Regions from separate parts of the Mus musculus genome. Here region 1 is linked to region 2. The links are chromatin loops, found by intact Hi-C in ENCODE. Cell type or tissue: heart. All regions are shown on one strand.

Region 1 (2,500 bases), 2.0 Mb after region 2:
TGTTTCAGAGGGTCTTTGCGACTGATGTCTTATGTTCATGTTCTGCTCCTGTAACCCTGCCTATTTTGAGCACCAAATCCCCTATTTGAAAATTCCCTACCTCTGAGCTATAAAAACCTTGTCTTTCTCATGCCCAATGCTGATTTCTTGAACCATCCCCTGCACCAGCACCACCACACACACACACACACACACACACACACACACACACACACACACACCCGTTTTTAGGAAGAGACAGCCCATGTACACAAATAAAAAAATGCTTGTTTTAAAGCTATGATATGCTTACAGACGGGAGACTGGCATGGCTGTCCTCTAAGAGGCCCTACCAGCAGTTGACTTAGACAGACAGATACTTACACCCAAGCATTGAATTGAAATTGGGGACCCCTATAAAAACTAAATTAAATTGAATAAATAAAAATGCTTGCTTTAATTAATTAATTTTAATTAATTTAGCCATGGTGTTTTGGGTTGGTGGCCTTTCTCCCCAAATCTTTGGGATTAACAAAACCTGAATGTTGTTGCACTCATTATGTCACAGTGAGCATTAAGGAAAATTCCCAGAAATAAAAACTATAGATAAAGTATCCAGTCATACACCCAAAGTGTGCCCTTGGTGTTAGAGACCGAGAGCATCTCTAAACCACGTGTGGTCGCATATGCTGTCACCCTTGTACTTAGGAGGAGGTAGAGACAGGGGACCACCCTGGACTATACAACAATTTCCATGCTAGTCAATGTCATAGAAGGCCCAACTTCAAAAGCAATGAAATAAAACATTAAAAATAAATAAATAAAAACCAGGTGTGATGGCATATGACTTTAACTCCAGCACTCAGGGAACAGAGGCAGGTAGAGGCCAGTCAGGTCTACAACGTGAGTTCCAGGACAGCCAGGGCTGTTACATAAAGAAACACCGTCTCAAAAAAAAAAAAAAAAAAAAAAAAAGAAGCAAAACAAAACAAAAACCAAAACCCAAAAACAAACAAACAAACAAATGAAACTCCTCTGGGAAATTTTGAAACAGTGCTGACTTAAAGTGTTAAGTGAAAGTTAAGGGCTGGTGAGATGGCTCAGTGGGTAGGAGCACCTGACTGCTCTTCCGAAGGTCCAGAGTTCGGATCCCAGCAACCACATGGTGGCTCACAACCATCCGTAGCGAGATCTGACTCCCTCTTCTGGTGTGTCTGAAGACAGCTACAGTGTACTTACATATAATAGATAAGTAAATCTTTGAAAAAAAAAAAAGAAAGTTAAATATATGTCGTTAATTATTTGATTAGTAGAAGTACACGCTGTTACTACTTATGTTTATCTGCCTTTTTCTACAACCTTCCAAGGAGGAGAAATGGTGAGCTGGCAAACAACTGAGGAAAAACAAAAACGAAAACAAAAACAAAAACAAAAACCTAGGGAAAGGCTCAATGCCAAGCTTCGTCAATAGCCTAAGTCCCACAGAAGGCAAGGCGGTTCTTTCCCTTTCTCAAGATGGCGCCCCTGGCGACAGGGCGGGCACGAGCGCAAAGCGCTCTGGGAGCGGAAGTCGACTGTGCAGCGGCGGTCAAACCGGAAGGGGAGGTGCTGGGGCCTGGAGGAGCGGCCTGTGTCGCTGCGGTTGCTGGTGTTTGCGGGTTGCAGGGAGCCGGGCCGGTGGTCGGGCTGTGTCGCGATGCCGGAGCTGGCGGTGCAGAAGGTGGTGGTTCACCCCCTGGTGCTGCTCAGTGTGGTGGATCATTTCAACCGGTGAGCGGGTGGCGCGTGGCGGCCACACGGCGCAGGGCTGCTGAGTCACGGGCGCGCCGGGCACAAACGCGGCGGCCGGGGACACGGGTTGGGACAAGCGACCCCAGCGGCTCCACACCGCGGTGCTCGGTACCCATTGACAGCCTCGCACCCCCACCGAGGCCGCCACTCCTGAGTCTGGCCCGCCTGGCGAGGCCCCGGAGCCGGAACGATGCTACCCGCCGAGGCCGCGCCTTTTCCCAGAACGGCTGGGCGCCGTTTAAGACCGAGCTTCAGTCTCGTGTGCCCGTGCCTGTAAAAGCTGTCACTGAAACCCCGGTCTCGGAGTCCCCGATGAACGATTTTCTGGATGAGGCAGGGATCATAGCCAAGTTTCGATTTGGGATTCTGGTCGAATGGTACCTTTAAAATGGGAATGAATAAGGTGTCGGCTTGTTCCTCTAAAAACGAGGCAGGTGCAGATTGGGGCCAGCCTACAGTTCCCTTGGGTAGCTCACTGCCACCCTTGCCTGCTCCAGCCGTTCATCCGGCCAGACCTGTTGCACGTGTTCGGAAGTTTTACAAGATAATTAGTGTGAGGAGTTAACAAATATGAAGGTCCAGTAGGGAGTCTACTTGCAGTCAAGTCGGCGCTAGTGCCTGGTCTGAAGCAGGCTTTGTGCAGCTAACTCAACCAGAGCCAAAAAAAAAAAAAAAAAAAAAAAACCTCAAGACGGAGCCTTTTGAGTCTGAATTCAGTTGTATTGTTCGG
Region 2 (2,500 bases):
AAGGATAGCAAGTTAAAAGGCAGATTTAAGAAATGCATTGAGTCTACAAACACCAAGTGAGACGGTAACACTCAGAATGGAGAGAGAGCGGAGGCATGCCTACTTCGTTGGAATTTGGATGCAAAAGCTCTTTGGAAAGAAAACTGGCCTCCTCTTTACACAACAGCTCTACTTTTGAGAATATGAACATAGACACAAAGACCTATGTTCATGTCTGTCAACAGGGCACTGATAGTAGTAGTCTTGCGAACTATCTTATACAGCTACTAAGAAAAGATTCGGAAGCAGTATGTAAAGTCTGATTCTTCTTTTTTGTAGAAACTTAACGTGTAATGCTTTCATAGGATAATGGAAATAAGCATCCTAAGATATAACCAAAGGACATATCTGAACATGAACTTATTTTCCAAGGATCTCGCTTAGTACCCCAGAGTGGCCTCAAACTTGTGGCAATCTTTATGCCTAAACCTCACAACTGCTGGGATTACAGCGGTATGTCACTTTAATCTACGTCAGGGCTGACGTCTACAAAACACCCAACGCATGTTTTTGATAAGAACCTGGTGGTTGGGTTCCCCCTGGTTCACAGGTGCCATGGAGGACACTTCGGTCTACATGTCAGCAACCCGGGCTCCTCCACCGGTTAGCTAGGGCACAACTGCCTCTTTCCTCACTGCCATCCTGGGAAAGACCCCAACTAACCTGGGCTGTATCCTTAGAAACGCTTCCTCCGACAGGAAAAAAAAAAAAAAAAAAAAAAAAAAATCCTCCCAAACGGAAGTGAGAAACACGGACGCAGAAAACGAACGTGCCACCGCGCGCCCCAGTCAATAGTCCGGTAATCCGACAAGATTATTTTAGTTCCTTTCCACTTTGCACTGGCCGCCAGCGACAGGAAGTGACGTCATTTCCGCCCTTAGTAAACATGGCCGGTCTCGTGTTGTCCTCCCTTGCACACCCCCGAGCCAGAGGCGGGGTGTTGACTCTTACGCCAAGCGCGATTGGTCGCAAGGAGACTCTGAACCCAGAGGAAGAGACTGAGGCTCGGAAGGCCTGTTCGCGGGGTTGCACTCTGGCGTCCCGGAACCCTGGATTTGTGGGCTGCTCTCGATGGTCTTTTTGGACGGATAGAAGGCTCCGCGCAGGGCATTATGGGACGATGATGGCCGCTTTCAAACAGCGGAATTTGCCTCTTTGAGACCCTCGGATCGAGCGGTGGCCGCGCTGGCGTCTCCAGATCAGGAACCGAAGGCCTCGAGAGTCGTGCTTGGTGAGGTGAGCGTCTCTTTCTCTTTCCAGATCTGTCCTTCGGCAGCCATGGCGGCTCCAGGCGGCCGGTGTCGGCTCGCGGCTTCTGTTTGGGCCCTGATTTCAGAGTTCCTCTAGTCCTTGTTACCCAAGTTTCTCTATTTGCTTGAGCGGAGAAGTTCATTCAGCCTTCTCCGGACTTTGTCCATGTTCTGGTCTCATCCCGGTGTTTGGGAACGGCCCCACGGAGATTCAGGGGTCCTCCCTGTGCCCTCGTTTAGGGCAGTACGCGAACCTGGTACCCGATAGTTGGAGAGCCTGGGTAGGGCTTCTGGTGCCTTCCTCCTGTCTCACTGAAGAGTCTCCACTAGATCTGGCGGATAATCTATAAGTAGAGTATTAACCCTAAGAGGAAAGGGCTCTTGTTTTTCCTTTATCGGTATTGTTGAGAATAGCAAGTGGATTAACGACGCATGCAGTAAGCAGTTGCTAACCTGAGAAGTCCATTGTGGCTTCTTTGTCACCGATGTTTCTCCATAGTCTGGCCGTGGACCGCTTTATTTGCTATTTTGAGCCGCTAATTAAGTCCTTCCTTGTCCTGTGTTGTGAATAATTTCCTGTCCAGAGAAATGTCTGACTTCCTGTTCGCTTTCAATAAATGATATCTAATCAGGTTTTTACTTTGCCATTTGTTAACAAGACAGACAGTAGTCTCTGCTTGCATGCAAATGACACTTTAGGATGTAAGTCGTTGTATCTCAGCCTTCCTGTCAAGATTTCTTAATATGCATATAAGATGCGACTTTGTTTCTCTCTTCTACCTCGGGAAACTTTTGCTTCTTCATCCACATTGTGTTGCAGCGCCCCTTGGGAGAGCTGTGCATGTTAATTAGAACACAGCAAAAGAAGTCTAGATTCAAAAGTCACAGTTCTCATGCTTTATAAACTTAATCGGAATGAGAATAATTAACTACATGTCCAACATAGGTCCAAGCTTATAATCGGGTGGTGTTAGATAAAGATGAATTTGACATCAGCCAAACACCTGGGAGGTCTTACAGTCTCTGAAACACGTTCCAGACATGCTCTTTCCTAACATTTCTTGGAAGTAATTTTGGCGAACACAGTTTGTTATTCAAGAGATTTTTTTTTTTTTTTTTTTTGCCTGCTATGGGATGCTTTTTTTCTCTTTTCCCACAAACCACTACTGATCCACAACAAAAGTCAGCAAGTGTGTAGAATATGGATGGTG

Evidence for each region. A loop is a pair of places that touch in the nucleus more often than their neighbours do. Peaks named below come from ENCODE experiments on the same cell type or tissue, not always from the same donor. Only the 100,000 strongest peaks of a DNase experiment are listed, where the experiment ranks them.
Region 1: a loop joins it to region 2, with 3 times the contacts of the local background. A loop is called at or near these places in 12 of 42 quality-filtered maps.

The regions. Positions count from the first base shown.
Region 1 is chr8:107,587,528-107,590,027 of GRCm38, reverse strand. It overlaps Psmd7 (proteasome (prosome, macropain) 26S subunit, non-ATPase, 7), which reads left to right and starts at 1,546. Exons shown (of 7, transcript NM_010817.2): 1 at 1,546-1,749. The coding sequence starts at 1,676. In heart, a CTCF peak has its summit at 1,513; a DNase peak (open chromatin) is centred at 1,567; H3K4me3 peaks cover 1,266 bases; H3K27ac peaks cover 1,188 bases.
Region 2 is chr8:109,564,266-109,566,765 of GRCm38, reverse strand. It overlaps Dhx38 (DEAH (Asp-Glu-Ala-His) box polypeptide 38), which reads left to right and starts at 905. Exons shown (of 27, transcript NM_178380.2): 1 at 905-1,275. It overlaps Txnl4b (thioredoxin-like 4B), which reads right to left and starts at 874. Exons shown (of 4, transcript NM_175646.4): 1 at 703-874. In heart, no CTCF peak of the experiment used is centred here; a DNase peak (open chromatin) is centred at 985; H3K4me3 peaks cover 2,379 bases; H3K27ac peaks cover 1,795 bases.